2 separate regions of the Homo sapiens genome follow, and region 2 is linked to region 1. A link is a contact called in ENCODE Hi-C or POLR2A ChIA-PET data. All regions are on one chromosome and are shown on one strand. Each heading gives the region's core, a stretch centred on a gene start or an enhancer-like site at or near the end of the contact. The rest is flanking DNA. Distances are from core to core; before and after follow the strand shown.

Region 1 (4,282 bases), core at 736-3,235:
TCCACATACCAAGTTGATTCAACGGATTCCCCATCATTTCAGTTGTTTGCTAAAGCAGTAAGAAATTTGCATGATGTATCAGTTACCATGTCTTCAGTTGCAAGGACCAGCGGTGCTACAGTTTAGATATTTGCCCCCAAATCTCGTGTTGAAATTTGATTCCCAGTGTTGGAGGTGGGGCCTCATGGCAGGAGTTTGGATCACAGGGGTTGATCTCTCATGAACAGGTTAATGCCCACCCTTCAGGGGTGGGGGTGAGAGTGAGATCTCACTCTATTTGTTCCTGAGAGACCTGGTTGCTATTAGGTGAGTGCAAAAGCAATTGAAGTTTTCGCATTGTTGGAATTTGCCATTAGATATTGGAATACGTTCTTAAATAAATGTGGTTATGTTATGCATCATTTTAATGGGCATTTCTCACTTTATATATATATATTTTTTTGCTAATGACTTATTGCTTGCTGTTTATTTTATGTTTATTTTAGACTGTGGAAATATTAGACAAAAAGCAAATTTGAGCAGTTTTCTTATTCGAGTTCAAAATGGGCCGTAAAGCAGCAGCGACAACTCACAACATCAACAACGCATTTGGCCCAGGAACTGCTAACGAATGTACAGTGCAGTGGTGGTTCAAGATTTGCAAAGGAGACGAGGGCCTTGAAGATGAGAAGCATAGTGGCTGGCCATAGAAAGTTGACAATGACCAGTTGAGAGCCATCGTGGAAGCCGATCTTCTTACAACTATACGAGAAGTTGCCAGAGAACTCAACATCAACCATTCTATGATTGTTCGGCATTTGAGGCAAATTGGAAAAGTGAAAAAGCTTGATAAATGGGTGCCTCATGAGCTGACAAAAAATCAAGAAAATCATCGTTTTGAAGTGTCATCTTCTCTTATTCTACACAACAACAGCGAACCATTTCTCAACTGGATTGTTATGTGCAATGAAAAGTGGATTTTAAGGCCGGGCGCGGTGGCTCATGCCTGTAATCTCAGCATTTTGGGAGGCTGAGGTGGGCAGATCACGAGATCAGGAGATCGAGACCATCCTGGCTAACACGGTGAAACCCCATCTCTACTAAAAATACAAAAAAAAAAAAAAAAATTAGCCGGGTGTGGTGGTCCCAGCTACTCAGGAGGCTGAGGCAGGAGAATGGCGTGAACCCGGGAGGCGGAGGTTGCAGTAAGCCGAGGTCACGCCACTGCACTCCAGCCTGGGTGACAGAGCGAGACTCCGTCTCAAAAAAAAAGAAAAGAAAAGAAAAGTGGATTTTATACGACAACCAGTGATGACCAGCTCAGTGGTTGGACCGAGAAGAAGCTCCAAAGCACTTCCCAAAGCCAAACTTGCACCAAAAATGGTCGTGGTCACTGTGTGGTAGTCACTGTGTGGTGGTCTCTGCTGCCAGTTTGATCCACTACAGCTTTCTGAATCCCAGTGAAACTATTACACTTGAGAAGTATGCTTAGCAAATCGGTGAGATGCACCAAAAACTGCAATGCCTGCAGCTAGCATTGGTCAACAGAAAGGGCCCAACTCTTCTCCACGACAATGCCTGACTGCACGTTGCACAATCAATGCTTCAACAGTTGAATGAATTGGGCTACAAAGTTTTACCTCATCTTCCATATTCACGTGACCTCTTGCCAACCAACTACCACTTCTTCAAACATCTCGACAACGTTTTGCAGGGAAAATGCTTCCACAACCGGCAGGATGCAGAAAACACTTTCCAAGAGTTTGTTGAATCCTGATGCATGAATTTTTATGCTACAGGAATGTACAAACTTATTTCTCATTGGCAAAAATGTGTTGATTGTAATGGTTTCTATTTTGATTAATAAAGATGTATTTGAGCCTAGTTATAATGATTTAAAATTCATGGTTTGAAACCGCAATTACGTTTGCACCAACCTATAAAAAGAGCCTGGCACCTCCTTTCTCTCTCACTTCCTCTCTTGCCATGTGATCTCTGCACATGCCTGCCCTGCTTCTTTGCCCTCTGCTGTGAACGAAAACAGCCTGAGGCTTTCACCAGATGCCCAGTCCTCCAGCCAGCAGAACCATGAGCCAAATAAACCTTTTTTCTTTATAAATTACCCAGCCTCAGGTATTCCTTTATAGCAACACAAATGGACTAAGACAAACATAAGGGAATGAATTCTCATACATAGCAATAAGTCCACAGGTAAGGCAGGCTGCAGGCTTAGTCTGTTGTGGCTCTGGCCTTGTTTCTCTGTCTCTCTCATCTCTTCTGTTCTTGGCTGAGCCTCAGTCCCATGGGTGGATGCCAGATGGGAGCAGTAGTTCCAGGCAGCACACTCAGAAATAACCACTTCTAAAATGAAAAAAGCCATCTTTTTCTTGGGCCTCTTTTTAGGAATAAGAAAACCTTTCCCAGAGGCTCCCACCCACAACAGAATTCTCTTCTCTTCTCCATGGTCAGGATTAGTCCCCATGCCTCTTCTAAATCAATCACTGGCAAGGGAAATGAGATCCAGATTGAATTAGATTGACTGCTTGGGAATAATGGATGTTGGAGAGTTGACGACAGATTGTCACCTCTCTTCATGAATGACAAGTCTGTACAGCAATAGTGGCCAGAGACAGGTGCAGCATCTCACTGTGGATTAGACCATTCTCACTGAATAGCAAAATTCATTCCATGATTTCAGCTCTCAGTGGTTGGAGACTATCACCAGGTGAGCTGGGCACAGGTACGGCAGCCTCAGGGCCCTACAGAGCAGGCTCAATGTCCCTCTTCTTCCTTTGACAGCCAGGCTTGGTACCTTAATGACTGCTGGACATATCAAAGTCCTTTTAATACAACTCTGATAGATGTATTAATGGTGTTGCCCTGGCCTCCTAATCTATAGCTGTTGACTGTCCTCACAACAGCACAAAATGTAATTTTCCAGAGCAACAGTTCAGTTGAAGAAATGGTCATATTTTCATTTCCTGAATGCATGTTCAGAGGTAAGAAAACTGTGTGTGCTTTGAAGAAAAATTAGCAGTAATCATAGGTTATGCGAAAAGTCATCTGACAAATTTAGGAAGGTCAGTACATGCAAATATTTGTTTGTGTTTTCAGGGCTGAATGCAAGGCTGGAGACGCTTAGCCTTTATTCTAAAGGAGCCTCTTTAAAATATGGATAAATGGACTGAATTTCATCCAAAGCTCAAGCTGGAGCAATGCTGCCAGACCACAAATTGACTCTTTGCAGTGTTATTTCTGGGGCAGCTGTGGTGTGGATAACTCAGAGCATGCACTGATCTATAACTGAAGGCAAATGGGCGTCCTTTGGGCACCAGCTGCTACCATCATCAACCAACACTCTTCTCATTTTTAGGACTTGGCCAAAGGTCTGTGTGGATGTGTTACCTTGTTAGGAAAACACACAAAAACAAATTGGAGAGTCAATAAGAAGGAGTTTAAATTGATATTACAGAGGCCCAATGGCAGAATCGGGATCATCAGGCTTCCCATTGACACTAAGATCAAGACCCAAATCCTTCACATGCCTGTGAGGCTGGGCATGACCTGACTCCACTCACTGGCCCAGCCTCCTCTCCTGCTGCTCCCCTAGGTCTCTGCACTACAGCCACGTTGGCCTTCCTTGGCTCCTTCCTGCCTGAGATCCTGGCCACATGCTATTTCCTCTGCTGAGAATGCTCCTTCCTGCCTGAGAGCCTGGTCACATACTATTTCCTCTGCTGAGAATGCTCCTCCATCTGTCCTGTCTTGGCCTGACTCCTGCTAGCCCCTCAGACCCCATGTAAACATCACTTCCTCAGGGAGACCTCTATGAACCCCCAAACTAGCTTTCATGTCCTTGTGTACTATGCTTTGAGTGTATATGTCCCCCCAAAATTCATGTGGTGGAACTTAAACCCCTAGGTAATAATATTAAGAGGTAGGGACTTTTGTGATTAAAAGTCACAAGTGCTCCACTCTTATGAATGGGATTAATGCTCTTTTAATTTTTTTATTTTTATTTTTTATTTTTTTGAGATGGAGTCTCACTCTGCTGCCCAGGCTGGAGTGCAGTGGCGCAATCTCTGCTCACTGCAAGCTCCGCCTCCTGGGTTCACACCATTCTCCTGCCTCAGCCTCCCGAGTAGCTGGGACTACAGGTGCCTACCACCACGCCCGACTAATTTTTTGTATTTTTAGTAGAGATGGGGCTTCACCGTGTTAGCCAGGATGGTCTCGATCTCCTGACCTCGTGATCCGCCTGCCTTGGCCTCCCAAAGTGTTGGGATTACAGGCGTGAGCCACC
Region 2 (3,936 bases), core at 32-2,531, 84 kb before region 1:
GGCACTATTTCCCAGATTGATCTTGTCTAAAATAAGTTGCACCATCTACTCTATTTATTTATTTCTATATTTCCAAATCCCTGCTACAGGCCAGGCAATGTTCTAGGCAGCACGCTTGCCTCAACACGGCATCACTCTGGTAAGAAATAGAGACAAAATTAAACACATACATACAATGGCTGATGCCCTGTAGAAAACTCAAGCACAAAAAAGGGGACACATGCCTTCCGATCAGTGGCGAATGAAAAAAAAGAGGGGAACGCGAGGCGTGGTGGCTCACGCCTGTAATCCCAGCACTTTGGAAGGTCAAGGCGGGCAGATTACCTGAGGTCAGGAGTTCGAGACCAGCCTGGCCAAGATGGTGAAACCCCGTCTCTACTTAAAATACAAAAATTAGCTGGGCGTGGTGGCTCATGCCTGTAATCCCAGCTACTCAGGAGGCTGAAGCAAGAGAATTGCTTGAGCCCGGAAGGTGGAGGTTGCAATGAGCCGAGATCGTGCCACTGCACTCCAGCCTGGCTGACAGACCGTCTCAAAAAAAAAAGGAACACAGTCATGGAGTAGGGATGGAGATGCCTGTTCAGACAGAATGCTGAGGCCTCTCTAGAAGTAGAAAGGGAATCTGTGACAATATTGGGGAAACATGTCAGGAAAAGAAAACAGCCAGGACCAAATCTCAAATTAAGAGGAAACGCAGTATCCAGGCAAAAAGACCCATGTGTCCAGAGCAGAGAAGGTAGGAGAAGCAGCTAGAACTGAGGCAGGAGGGGCAGGCAGGGGTAAGGTCTCTGAGAAACACTCATCGCCATTCGCTTGTCTACCCAGAATAAGCAGAATAGAAGTCATCAAGCAGAGAGCAGAGAGCAGATCGCAAGCTCCGCAAGGCACCCCAGCTGCTGGCGTCTCCCAGTACGCCCTGTCCTTGCTGCCCCTGAATAGAAGTATGTTCCTGTCTCATGGGTTTTTAACACTGATCACTGTGATATGAAAGAAGCTAAAGAACTTCTCTGCTTCCCTATTAGCTGACCTCAATGAGGACTCATTATTTGACTGCTTAATGAAGTACAGTCTTTAAACATGTATCAATGAACAGATCTGGAACAGTATGTATTAAATTTAACATGTTAAATTTAAGTCAATTTAATGTCATTTAGTTATTAACTATTAATTGATCTCATTAATTCGATGTTTCCAACTTCCTACCTCAAACTCAAAGAAAGTCACTACCCGCTTCTCTTCCCCCAATTAATCGCCAAAGCGTCTCTCCTTCATTCAGCCCATCCGTCAGTCATTAACACATACTCCCTGAGTGTCTGCTCAGAGCTAGCACCATGCTAGGACCCCCTCCTCATGAAGCCCACTGGCTAGAGGAAGAACTTCTCTGTTCCTGCTCCCTGAGACAAGAAACCTTGGACAGATTTTGATTCACGAGTTTTGACCTTGCTGGGGAGCCTCTGAAGGGCCCTTCTACTGCTTTCCTGATACATTTTCTCTGACCCAGGATGACCTTTCCATGCTGGACGGGGTGAGGAGCTTAGGGAATATAACATTTATTCCATCCTCTGAGCCAAGATCTGTGCTAAGCACTTTACATGCATTACCTCATTTAATCATCACAACAGTAACAATCACAACTAACACAGATGGAGCGTTCAAGATGTGTCAGATACAACTGTGAGCACTTATCACCTCATTTAATCTGCACACTACCAATTGCTATAGGCACTTCTATGATCTCCACGTTACAGATGAAACTAAACTTTGCCCATAGTCCCAGCCAGCAGGTGGCAGAGCTAGGTAATTTCAATCCAGACAATCTCGCTTCAGGGTCTGGATTCTCAAATACTATGCCACAGAGCAGCCCTGCTGAGTAACTTTCCCAAGCTACATAGTTTTGAAGTAGTGGAGCCAAGATAAAATCCAGACAGATTCCAGAGTCTACATTCTAACCACCAACCCAGTGGGGTCTCATACCTCACAGTCCGTGGACACCTGAGAATTCCCTTTCTGGGGCCCACAAGGTCAGAGCTATTGCTATAACAACACTAAGATGTTGTCTGCCTTTTTCACTCTCAGATGTGTAGAGTGGAGTTTTCTGGAGGCTATCATGTGTGAAAATGTCATCATTCTGGTGGCTTATGAAATGTGTGATTGTTTAATCTTATGTTTTAAATTTTTCTGATTTATGAATAAGGCCTGTAGTCTAACTAGCATTATTATACCAAATCAATTTCCTAGCTTTCATATTGTACTAAAGCTTTGTAAGATGTTACTGCTAGAAAAGGCTGGGTAAAGAGTACACAGGACTTGGGCCGGGCGCAGTGGCTCATGCCTGTAATCCCAGCACTTTGGGAGGCCGAGGCAGGCAGATCACTTGAGGTCAGGAGTTCAAGACCAACCTGGCCAACATGGTAAAAACCTATCTCTACTAAAAAAACAAAAACTAGCTGGGCGTGGTGGCGCACACCTGTAATCCCAGCTACTCAGGAGGCTAAGGCAGGTGAATCACTTGAACCCGGGAGGCGGAAGTTGCAGTGAGCCGAGGTTATGCCACTGCACTCCAGCCCGGGGGATAGAGCAAGACTCCTTCTCAAAAATAAATAGAGTACATAGGACTCTCTACACTATTCTTATAACTTCATGTGGATCTATAACTATTTCAAAATACTTTGTTATAATTTCCAATATGGTAAACATCCATAGATACAACAAACATCATCAAAAAGCTCAAGCTGCTACTGCACTAAGACCGCCTCCAGTCTTCCATCGTACCTCCCCTCTCAGGGCTAAGAAGACAGGACCGACTCCTAGAGACCAAACCTACAAGAGTGGAGGGAGGCAGGGGGGCTTAATCCAAACATTCATGTCCTACGTTCTCCCCTTCCTGGGCACCTCCCCCACTTCCTGAGTACAACTGTTAACATTAAAAACTACAAGCGTTACAACTATAAGCTTTCTCCCCTCTTCCTCCTCCTTCCTTTTTCTCCCTTTATGCCCTGCAATATCTTTTTCTTCCATACTTTGTTTTATACATTTTCCCTTAAAAATAAGCCATGAACTTTGGGAGGTTGAGATGGGTGGATCACGAGGTCAGGAGATCGAGACCATCCTGGCCAACATGGTGAAACCCCGTCTCTACTAAAAATACAAAAATTAGCTGAGTATGGTGGTGCCTGCCTGTAGTCTCAGCTACTCGGGAGGCTGAGGCAGGAGAATCGCTTGAACCTGAGAGGCGGAGGTTGCAGTGAGCCGAGATCGTGCCACTGCACTCCAGCCTGGGGACAGAGTGAGCCTGTCTCAAAAAAAAAAAAAAAAAAGCCATGAAAAGGAATTTCTATAACTTTCTACATCAATGTACATGTGAAAAGAGTGTGAGCAGTGTCAAGTATGCAAAGTTAGGGACAAAACATGGCTGTGACATTTGCTTTCCCCAAACAGGCACAAGAGTCTTTATCATTTGAAGGGTTTCACTGCTAATCTCTAAAGGAGAAAAAGCAAAATATACCAGAATAAACTGAGATAAGTTGCAATGGCTTCAGAGTATTAATAAACACAACAACTTACTGTCAATGCCCGTTTAGGCTCCTGCAGGGAATGGAGAAAAAAGCAGAAGAAAAGTTCCCAATACTTTAAACCCCAGGGTGGTGAAGCTGAGACCCCAGCAAGGTGAGGTTACCAAAAGGGGCCAATTTGCATTTGTATTCCAGGCCTGGGCTCTACCCAGAGAACACTTTAGCCTCCTAGAAGCTAGTCCCCACTATCCTAACCTAGTAGGATTTCCCCTATGGCTCTGTTACAACACTCTCCACAACTTGCAACAGTGTGCCCTGTGTATTGTGAAAGCCCTTCCTGGTTGGCTTGGTTAATCACCTCTCCAGAGAGGCAAGTTTAGGGCTGTAGACAGGCAGGCTGTGCTTACTCGCCTCGATACAGCCT

What was found. A loop is a pair of places that touch in the nucleus more often than their neighbours do. ChIA-PET counts read pairs that join two places held with the same protein, here RNA polymerase II (POLR2A). Pooled maps may share reads with other maps.
Region 2: a pooled map shows a loop between it and region 1 (2.5-fold over the local background). The contact joins two enhancer-like sites. A Hi-C loop is called at or near these places in 1 of 168 maps with a recorded cell type or tissue (B cell) and 2 of 50 pooled maps. POLR2A ChIA-PET finds 5 or more read pairs at or near these places in 4 of 52 experiments (GM12878, OCI-LY7, activated B cell and 1 more).

Annotation. Positions count from the first base shown.
Region 1 is chr1:13,640,499-13,644,780 of GRCh38, reverse strand. No RefSeq gene overlaps it. Among named protein-coding and RNA genes, the nearest start is that of PRDM2, 58 kb to the left of the region's middle. Within about 2 kb of position 1,985, at least 4 of the 41 ENCODE cell types and tissues checked have a DNase peak (open chromatin) inside an H3K27ac peak, as active enhancers do; they include B cell, where a contact is called at or near this core.
Region 2 is chr1:13,723,879-13,727,814 of GRCh38, reverse strand. All of the region lies in intron 2 of PRDM2 (PR/SET domain 2), which reads right to left. Among named protein-coding and RNA genes, the nearest start is that of PRDM2, 26 kb to the right of the region's middle. Within about 2 kb of position 1,281, at least 3 of the 41 ENCODE cell types and tissues checked have a DNase peak (open chromatin) inside an H3K27ac peak, as active enhancers do; they include B cell, where a contact is called at or near this core.